2 separate regions of the Homo sapiens genome follow, and region 2 is linked to region 1. Evidence: chromatin loops called from intact Hi-C (ENCODE). Cell type or tissue: mammary epithelial cell. All regions are shown on one strand. Links, peaks and the distances in the headings refer to the core of each region. The heading gives the core; the rest is flanking DNA.

Region 1 (5,383 bases), core at 190-5,189:
TCCTATGAAGTGTATTAATGGTTTTGCCTTGACGTTGTCCCCCATCTGATCTAAGTGTTACCTCAGTTTTTCCAAAGTGGTATGGGTTGTGAACTCTCAACCTACAGGACTGCTTTCAAATTGTGTAGCTGTGCCTCATATGCAAATAGAGGGTGAATTGGAGGCTCCATCTGAAGCTTGTTTTTGGAGTTTGTTATAAAGCTCCCTCTTCAAAGGATAGCAAACAAACAAACAAACAAACTGTTTTTCCTACTGTCCACTCTCACATTTAATACAACACAGCACCTCTGTTTATCAAAATGTGTGGGGATTTCTCCGCACATACAACGAAGCAATTCTGTAGTAGATTGTCCAGTAGAACCCAGGTGGGTGTCCTACAGTTTAACTAAATTCTGATTATCTACCTGGAGATAGCGTCAGATCTCACAGGTTGAGGGCTCAGTCCCACAAGACTGCCCCCACCCTTGAGATACTAGCATGGTCTGTGCTTCTAATCACCTGGCTATCAATGGGGATTCCCATAATCCCCTCTTTGAGTTGGTAGAGTGGCTCACAGAACTCAAGGAAACACTTTACTTATGTTACCCATTTATTATAAAGAGTATTACAAGGGATACAGAAAAACAGCTAGTAGAGAGATGCACAGGGCAAAGTTTAGAAGAAGGGGCACTGAACATTGCTCCCAGGCCGTCTCTTGGTGTGCCACCCTCCAAGAAGCTTCATGTGTTCAGCTATCCTGAAGATTTCTGAAACCAGTCCTTTTGGATTTTTATGTAGGTTTCATTAAGTAGGCATGATTGATTAGATCATTGGCCATTGGTCACCAATTCAACCTTCAGTGTTCCCTCCTCTTCCCAGAGATTAGGGGGACCCAACTTTCTAATTAGGCCATGGTCTTTCGGGTGACTAACCCCCATCCTGAAGCTCTCAAGGTGCCCCCATCTACCAGGCATCTCAGCATACAAAAGACACTCATCACACCAGAGATTTCCAAGGGTTTTAGGAGATGAATGTCAGGAAATAGGATGAAGACCAAATATGTATTACAAAATAGCATACTTCCTACAAAGGAATTATAAACTGGGGTGCATGGGTAAGGTGATACTCCTGAGCTGCTGGGTGCTCAAAGAGTGTATCAAAATTTAAACAAGGAACCTCAACACTTGTAACTGAAAGACCCAGATCTTACTTATCTTTGGCTATGAAGTCAAATCAGATTTACAGTAATACTCCAAATATCAATGCTCAGAGCCTAAACATCCTTGACAGGCAGAGATCCCTTTGCTTCCAGGAGTTTCTCTTCCTAAATATTTCTGGGGCTGCTCTCACAGATGTTTGTGCATCTCAAATGTTCCCTTGGTTTCCTGGGGTTATGCTAGGTTGGGATCTGTGGGGGGCCAGCAGTTTCTCACAGTTGTCAGCAGAGCCTCTGCCAGCAGCTCTGACTTCCACAGCCATTGGTCAGCCAGGGATGCTGTGTATTCTTCCAGCTGGCCTGATGGCTTTAGGATGCTTCTCCCTCTGCGTCCATGGGGGAATGCCTTTCTCTGCTAATCAGCTCTTTCTGGAGTGTTTTGCAGAGCACAGCTGTTGAACTTCAGTGACACAGTCTCTCCTTTGCCCTACAGCCCATGCCTTCCCAGAGTGGACAGCTCAGCTAAGAGGAGTTTGGTTGGGTGATGTCAGACTCCACATCACACTCCCCTGGAACATTCACTCCTCCAAATCCCAGACCTATTCTACCACTAAGCTCACTTATATGTTTGTTTTGTTCTTGGCCATTAGGCATAGCAGGGCTGTTATTGGGTAGCCACTTTAGAGTCCTTTAATATTTCTGGGCAGTTAAGATGCTCCCTAAAACATGCTCAAGGAATCCCAAGAATTTCTTGAAGAAAGTGTTGCCTAATTTCACAACACTGACCTAGCCAGCTGTGTGTAGGGGTGGGGGGAGGTTAGGATAGGAGGCATATTTTTAATTTAAGTGTGAGAAAACTAATAAAATTATCTTTAAAAATGTAAACATGTATATTAATGCCTAGAAGGGTTACTTGGGGCAAGGGTGGTGAAGTGGGCATACAAAACCAAAAAAACACGTGAAGTTTTGATTGTAACTTTCAAACCTGAGCCATTGCCAGCAGTGGTAGCTCCACAGGTTTGAGGCAGCTTGGCTCATTAAATAACATGTTATTATAATGTTTGCTGGAGAGTCTCAGCTATTTGTAGATTAGTTTCTGAAAATTCATTTTGCCTTAACATTTGTACTAGACAGAGGAGGTGGAATGTATGTGTTGTAGGAGGTTGAGAGAGCAAAGTCTAACTGAATATGAAGTAAGGAAGTTGGGGAGGATAAAAAATATTTTGGGAAACTGGACATTTGTCATTCTTTTTGGCTGACTACTCAACTCTTCTCCTTTTATCTTGAGACATTCTCCTTTTTGGCAGAGAGCAGAGTCCTCTTCACTCAGTAGAACTTACATACCATTCTAACCTTCCTTCTAGATAGATTATAGGCATATGACTCAAGATACATGATGATTCATGAGTTCCATCCAAGGCAGATTGTAACTTAGAAGGTAGGAATCCAAAGAGCCAGGGCCACCAGGAAGCTATCTTGGTGAAGTTAATGGTGTCTGTGGTGGCTAGATCCAGTTTCCAGGGCTCATGGTAATGGTTCCAGCAGCCAGCAGGGGCCAATGTCCAGCATCAGTGTTGCCAGTGGGACAAGCAGTTGAGTCTGTGCCTGGTAAAAGCAACAGTTGTGCCTTCACAGAATCAGTTATATGAGGGAATTTTGAACGTTTTTCTTGGGTGGGTGGCATTTAAGATGATTCTGACACTCCTGGAACTTCCATGAGTAACACAATATCCTTCAATAATTTCCTTTCTGCCTTAATCACTCAGCTTGTCAGAGGCGTTTGAAGCAGAGCAACTCCATCTTGAATAGGGGTGGGAAAATGAGTTTGAGACTTGCTGGGCCACATTCCCAGGAGGCTAGGTATCTTAGTCACAAGGTATTTACAGTTAAGGGAACAGAAACAGATCCAGGCAATGTCCTGATGTCCTGATATCTTGAGAACAAAAGCATTCCTAGTTTAAGAACAAGTTTTGCTTTAAAGATAATAATATAGACTCTTGTGAAAGATAGTAGTTACACAAAGATTAGCAATACTTTATCCCAAATCCTTGTGGCAGAGCACATCTCTCCCATGATTTGTCTTTATATACAAACAAGTATTATACCTAAGGTGGGTGCATTCCTGTGCTTACTTTCAGGAACACCCTGCTCTGTCTATGGAGTAGCTATTCTTACATTCCCTTAGTTTTTAAAATAAACACGTATTCACTTTCCTCTGTGGACTTGGTCTGAATTCTTTCCTGCACAAGATCCAAGAACCCTCTCTTGGGGTCTTGATGGGGACAACTTTCTGGTAACTTCCTCCTGGTGAACCACAAAGGGACTAATGAAGAGACCCCTGACCCAAAGGAAATAAACTGCAACACCAATTGGCCAACTTTGGGTAAGTGGTGGGGGTATATTCTATACCAGGTAAAGAATGAAATTGGGTTAGAGACCCAACCTGGAAGGGTTGGAGCTCCACCTAAAACATAGGGGCTTAAAGACTCCTCTTGGTAAAGAGCAAGGATAGTTGTCCAAACTTGGGTTAAAGGCCCAACTTAGGGGGGTTAGAGTCCCTCCTAAGACATAGGGCATTAGAGATGCCCCTTGGTAAGCCCCCTCTTGGTTAAAAATAGATCTGACTCTACAGGATGTTTATCACTATTAACTTTGGATTAATTCACCTTGTCCTCTTTGCTTCCTGAATCAATTCCCTGGTTGCTGCCTTTGTTTCATGGCCACTTTCAGGAGACCTCATTTAACTGGTCTTGGGATTTTGAGTACCAGGATGGAAATCAGGGGATTTTCCTTGCTGTTTTGTTTCATTTGTACACTAACAAAGCTTCTTTCATTTCTTGGATTCAGGCAAATTGGCTTTGTTTGTCCAACTCATGCTGCCACTATTGCCCGGAACCTGCTCTCTCTGGTCATCCGCACCTAAATCCTTCTCATTTCCTTTGCCTTATTTGACATTTCTTTTGTCAGCTTCCATATCATGGTTTATCTAGGGCCCATGGCTCAGCCTGTTTATATTATCTGGCCAATATAAATAAGGGAATTCAATTTTCAGCAGGTTTTCCGTCATAATGCAGCGTGCCTTAAGAACTGTCTCCTTTTTGATGGAACTTGGCCAATGGCAATACAGTCTCACGGGTTTGGAAGTTTTCTTTCAACGTCATCTGCCTCCTTTATGGGGAATACAGCATGGATCCCAGAGGACTCACCACTAGGATGTATTCTTGAACATTGGGACAAGTTTAAACCAAATGGACTTAAGAAAAGAAAGTTGGTGGTTTCATATAATACTGTCTGGCCTCAAATTACTATACTTGGAAAAATAAGAAAAATGGTCAACTACCAGAACTATGGCCTTTAATACTATACTTCCACTTGATTTGTTTTGTAAGTGTGAGGGCAAATGGGATAAAACCAATACGTTCAAGCATTTTTATTGCCCAGTCAAAATAAAACTCTGCAATAGGTATGTGCATGTTTAATGAAAGGAAAGGAAGAAAAAGAATTAGACATACTAGATGATCACTTGATGCAAGACCACCCCCCTCCCCGCCCCCGCCAACCAGTTCAACAGGTACTTTTGTGTGGAACATGTCAGCTCTGATGCTTCAGGTCTATTGGCCTCTTCTTCTAGCCTCTCTGGAAGTCCTGTTGAGACTCCTTTGTCCCCTCCTCCCTACCTGTCTAATCCTAGTCTATACCTGCTACTCCCTGAGGACCCTAGCCCTGCTAGTACTACTTGTAGTGGAGCCTCTTATCAACTTCCAAAGGGAAATTTTTGTCTGCTTAGAGCAGTGGCAAATGGGGAAGAAGGCACTGTAAGGGCACATGTCCCCTTTTCTATGTCTGATTTGACTTTGTGTAGAGAAAGTTGGTCATTTCTCTGAAGATCCAGGGAAATTCATAGATGAGTTTCAGAAATTAACTCTGACTTATAACTTGACCTGGTAGGATCTGTATGTTTTGTTGTCTGTTTGTTGTACAGTGGAAGGGAAGCAATACATTCTGGGAATGGCTCAGACCCATGCAAATGAGGTATTGGCCCATAACCCTAACCATAATATCTACCAGGCAGTGGGTGCAGCAGTCCCTGATCAAGATCCAGGATGGAACTATCAAAGGGGCAGTGAGGACTTGGGGAAGAGAGATCACATGGTCATTTGTTTTTTGGAAGGATTGAAGTATATGAAAAAACCTGTTAATTATGAAAAGGTTAAGAAAAGTATTCACCGTAAAGATGAGCATCCAGCG
Region 2 (5,383 bases), core at 130-5,129, 72 kb before region 1:
CCCCTGACCCAGTGCATCCTTTTACCACCATATCATCTAGTAGAGGAGGAACTTGCCTTCTGTGAAGGAATTCCACACTTGAGCAGGGATCATGTACAGGTCTTGAATGACGCCTATTGCGGGGAGGCCATAGAAAATACTTTCCTGAAAGTCTGGAGCAACATTACAGATTGGTTCTGGCCAGGGTGATGGGTATGTAGGGTTGCTTTTAAGAGAAAAGAGGAAGAAACTAAATGAGAAAAACAGGGGCAATCGAATTGAGCTCAGGGCTTCATGGACATGGTTGTCTGATCGTAGAAAGGAAACCAGGGCCATCCATAAGATGGTATCTCTAGCTATCTCAATTCATAAGGAGAAAAGTCTAATGCTGAAAACCAGAAAATTCTGTGGCAGAGAAATCAGGGACTTATAGGTGGGCTGGATGGTGGATTTACTCACACTAGACTGCCAAGGCTGCAAAGTCTGTTGCTGTATTGACACTACTAGAAGATGCAATTATGCAGAAGAAAAGAAGTGGGCATCTGGCAAGGATGTTTTCACCCTGGATGAATGATGTGTTCCTTATGAAAAAGCAGGTTGGAACACCCACCTACTATTTTATTCCTTGGCAGTAAAATCCTAACTCCTATGAACTCATGAACAGCCCCAGGCAGCAACAGGGCTACTACGTTTTGCTTAATCCTTATTATTTTTCTTGTTTTCAGTAAGGATATTTGAAGTTGGTCAAGAGCTTAGTGGGCACTAAATGGAGTAGAACAAAATATTAACTTTTTTTTTTTTTAAAAAAAGAAGCCAAAATAAAGCAGATTTGTGCACTGAGACTGGAAATTGGAACCCCTTTTTGACCACTCCTCACTAGCTTTAGCACCTGCTGATCTCTGGTTTCACATCAGTATGTTGCAGAAAACAGGGGTTGCCTCCCTCTCAGATACTGTAAAAATCAGTGGAGTGCTAAGTATTGAACTTAGTCTGCTTTGAAGCTAAGACTGACTACACTTGGATTTCTTTCTTGGCAATGCCCTATTTCAGACAGGTTAACTTGCAGTATTGGCCAGTACTGATCCACCCGTGCTGCCTGGAGACAGTTTCCCATGAGTTTGCAAACCCAGAGTCTAGAAGCTGTGTCTTTTATAATGTGGTTGCATCCAGGACAGTGCTGCACAAAATTGGACACATTTTTCAGGTGTGGGAAATTTTAAATTGAGAACATCATTTTACTCTTACCAATAACTGTGGTGTATTCTTGCCTGCAACACTGTGAGAGGGTCTAGAAGGTTAAAACGGGGATAGGGAAAGTCCCCAAATAGCAACATGGATGTTCTGAGGAACTGAGTAGAAGTCACAGGGCTGCTGACAAGGAGAAGGCTGTTAGGAGGAAATGATCAGACTATAAATGGTGTGGATATGATGAGCACAGACTTGTTCATCAGATCCTGAAATATAGCAGTGCTTTGGAACCACGAGTGGGGCAAGTTCAGGACAAGTCAGCGGAAATACTACTTCATGCAGCAGGTAATAAATTTATGGAATGAATTATCTCCCAGAGGTGGTACAAACTGGCAACATAAATGGATTCCAGAAGAGTGAATGGCAGAGGCATAAAGAGAGCTGCAGGAAGCAGAGATATACTCCATGTGGTGGGGAGTTCAGGGTGGCCCAATGAGGCCTTACACAGTGTGTACCTGGGGGTCTTTGTGGTCAAAGAGTCCTGGCCTCCATAGGGCTTGGATTGGAGCTGACTGGCAGCACCAACACTACCTCCCTAATTCTTCAGCCTCTGTGGCCTTTGCTTTATGAAGGCAGCAAAACCATGTTCTTTTTACCTGAGACTTACAGCCCATTTAAAATGCATTGCTTCTTTATTTTGACTTTCGACTTCTGAACAGATTTGAGTGTCTGCTTCCATACTGGTTACCATATTTAGCTCTTGCAATTAGATTTCTGTTCAGGTCTTCCTCCTAAATTATCTAATTCTGACATAAGTTACTCTAATTATGAAAGCTTTTTAAAAAAACAAAAAACAAAAAACAGGAGTTAACAATATACTTTCCTTGGGAGCTTTTTTTTTAATGCGGCATCCAAAATGTCTTCATTGCTACATCCAGGATGCCTGGCAAAATGTTGCTTTTACAGCTATAGCTCCAAATCTTGGCCCTGGAGGAGGTTTAGGAAGCTCTTGGATGTCTCCTCTAATAATCTACCTGTCTCCCACCACACACATGCCCCTCTGCTCCATGCACTTTGTGCCTTTTTTTTTTTTTTAGATGGAGTCTTGCTCTGTCGCCCAGGCTGGAGTGCAGTGGTGCGATCTCGGCTCACTGCAAGCTCCGCCTCCCGGGTTCATGCCATTCTCATGCCTCAGCCTCCTGAACAGCTGGGACTACAGGTGCCCGCCACCACACCTAGCTAACTTTTTTGTATATTTAATAGAGACTGGATTTCAGCGTACTAGCCAGGATGGTCTCGATCTCCTGACCTCGTGATCCGCCCGCCTCGGCCTCCCAAAGTGCTGGGATTACAGGCTTGAGCCACCGCGCCCAGCCCACTTTGTGCTTTCTTGAGTACTCCTGTAAGTTCTAGAGATAGTACATCATGCCCCACCTCTTCCAGTATGGAGGTCAAGGTGGGCTGGTGGCTTAGAAAGCCCTTTGTTTATACTTCTGGGGCACAAAAGGGCTCAGTTTCCATTTTCTGTTTCTGGCTCACAGCCCCCCACCCTGAGTTGTGTCTTGAAAGCTATTTTTACAGCACTATCACTGGCAGTCATAAACTGGCCAGGGCTATTCTTCAGACCCTTTGCTGGGATTCAGCATTGGCTTTGTTCAGATGTAAAAAACAGGCCTCTGAATTCCATTTTGTGGCAGGGGTCTCGGTGTGGGGAGAGAGCCCCACAGAGTTCTCATTTTGCCTCTCTTTGTGGTTTCCCTTGTCATCTGTTCTTCCCTTGGGGATGGGTTTACATATCAATTTATTGAGCGAGCCCATCGTGTGGGTTTCATGAAGTAGCATTTACATGGTCTGGGTAGAACACTTCTTGTCACTTTGTCAGAGAGATTCCTGGGAAACCCCAGCTTGCCCTGCCCAGTGCATTCATTCTGGCAGATGTTTCTGTCAAGGCTGAAATTGTTCATTCCTCTTGCCCTGAGGGCCCACAAAGTAATATGGCTTTGAAATTTACTTCCTTAACTAGTTCAGTGACTCAGAACATCAATGTTGCCACAAACAAACTTCCTCTCCCAAGGCTGGCTCATTCATAACAGGTAAAAGGAAGGGCTGACAAAAACATCACAGAACAATGGGATAGCCTTCATTTATCAAGTTGCAAAAGTACACTCACTCACTGTGTTTTAATTACTATTGACTTTCTCTGTGCCAGGCACTGTGCTAAACTGCTTATACATATTGCCTTTAAATTTCTAACAACACTGTGAGGTACTGTTATAATACCAATCTAATAGGTGTGGAAACTAAGATTTGGAAAATTTAAAAATTTGTTAAAGATCAGTAAGTGGCAGACAGAGATTTCAATAAATAGTAGTGAGAAATACTTTTATTCAGCACAGATATGTTCCCAGCGTCATGCAAAATATTAGATTTGCAAAAATGAATGAGACTCTGGTCTAGTGAAACTAAAGTTTCAACCCAGAATTTTCTGAATTCAGAGCCCGATTGCTACTCACCTTAATCAGCTGGACAGGTGTGGGATATCCGTGGGGCAGAATTAAATTACTGATTCTGGGATGATAACAATAATAATGACATATTATTATGATGACAATAATAAAACCTGGAGCTTTGTAAGTTTTCAGTGATGTTTCATGTAGATTATTTACTTTGATCCAACCTTTGTTAAGGGAGCAAGCTCAATGAGGAGCTGGGGACTGAAGAGGCTGCTGCCCATGGTAGTTGCATGACTGGACTAAAACCAGGGGGTCTGGCTTGTAGTCCAAAAATCTCTACTTGCAGAATGCAAGAATGTATCTGGAGAGACACATTCCAGGAATATCTCTTGGTAGCATACTGAAGTGGTCATCAGGAAGTAACTGGAATCAAAGCCCAGACTGATGAACTCATGCAGAATATGGATATCAGCCTTGGAGGGAATTCTTGCACTTGGGAAAGCTATAAAATGGCTATAAAAGTGCTTCAAATTTCTGCACTGAAGTATCTCTAAAAGATAGGAAATTGTTGCTTTAGGAAGACATTATTTAATATCTTGTGGCTTCACATACACTTGACACACATTTTCATACACCTTTGCGGATGTATGCACCACAGTTTGAGAAGCATAGTATCAGATGACCTATGAAACTGCATTAGAACTGTGCCCTAACCAACTGAACTAATAAATACAGCAATAGAATTTCTTCCATCCATCCATCCATCCATCCATCCATCCATCCATCCATCCATCCACTGAAAAATTTTTATGAAGAACCTGCCATAACCTCGGCACTGTGCTGGGTAGGCACTATGATATGATATGATAGCATATAGAAGCTCCCGAGGAATTTACACTCTAATGCGGAACTGACCATTGAAATGATTAGCAGTAGTAGAAACTACTTATAATGAAGTGCTAAATTTTGTAATTTGGATTTGAGGGCAGTGAGGGCTGGAGCACTCATGGAAACCTTCCTGATGGAGGTGGGTTGACCAGAATGTGGGAGGTGCAGAAGCATTTGAAGATAGGGAAAGACAGAATGGTTTCTAGTTGTCCACAGTCTGAACAAAGGTGTGGAGAAGGGATAAACATGGTAGGACTTTTTTGGTAAGTAATGTTAATTATTTGATGATTCTTTCTCTCTCTCTCTCTATCTCTCTCCCCTCCACCCACCTCTTTCTTGTCAATGCAGAAAACTAGGGAAAGACTCAAAACAATGGAGAAAAACAAAATATCCATAATTCTGGTAACCAAAATGTAACATTTTGGTATGGGCTATTTTTGTCTTTTAGAAATAGAGTTTGTATGTAGGTAATTGTGGCCACTGCAGATTTTGAACAGTGGGCTGACCAATCTGAAAGACAGTTAATCTGGTGGACTTTTGCAGGATTTATTAGAGTGGGGAGAGACTGGGAGACTGAAGTCAGAAACTCCAACCTAGTAAAAGGCCACCATATACTCTAGCTCCTGCCTTTAAAACTAACTAGCTAACTCACTAGTTGCCTTGATCAATGATGAGTTTCTCCATCACTGAAGCAATTCACACAGAGACTGGATGACCACCTGGAGGGGTGCTGTGGAGGGGACTGCCATACCTGGAGAGAGGATTTAGTAGTCCATATGACCTCTTTCAATCCCAAGATTCCAGGGCTTACATTGTTAGCTGTGGAAATTTCACATTCAAATAAATTATGAGTTCTCTCCTATTTCTTATGTTTT

What was found. Hi-C counts contacts between places; a loop is a spot of excess contacts. Peaks named below come from ENCODE experiments on the same cell type or tissue, not always from the same donor. Only the 100,000 strongest peaks of a DNase experiment are listed, where the experiment ranks them.
Region 2: it touches region 1 in a loop (7-fold over the local background); 10 of 110 quality-filtered maps call a loop at or near these places.

The regions. Positions count from the first base shown.
Region 1 is chr1:175,266,350-175,271,732 of GRCh38, forward strand. No RefSeq gene overlaps it. Among named protein-coding and RNA genes, the nearest start is that of KIAA0040, 76 kb to the left of the region's middle. RefSeq lists an enhancer at 2,589-3,788. In mammary epithelial cell, for the core only: no CTCF peak of the experiment used is centred there; DNase peaks (open chromatin) are centred at 2,532 and 2,972; H3K27ac peaks cover 1,771 bases.
Region 2 is chr1:175,194,560-175,199,942 of GRCh38, forward strand. No RefSeq gene overlaps it. Among named protein-coding and RNA genes, the nearest start is that of KIAA0040, 4.5 kb to the left of the region's middle. In mammary epithelial cell, for the core only: no CTCF peak of the experiment used is centred there; DNase peaks (open chromatin) are centred at 1,462 and 3,172; H3K27ac peaks cover 3,998 bases.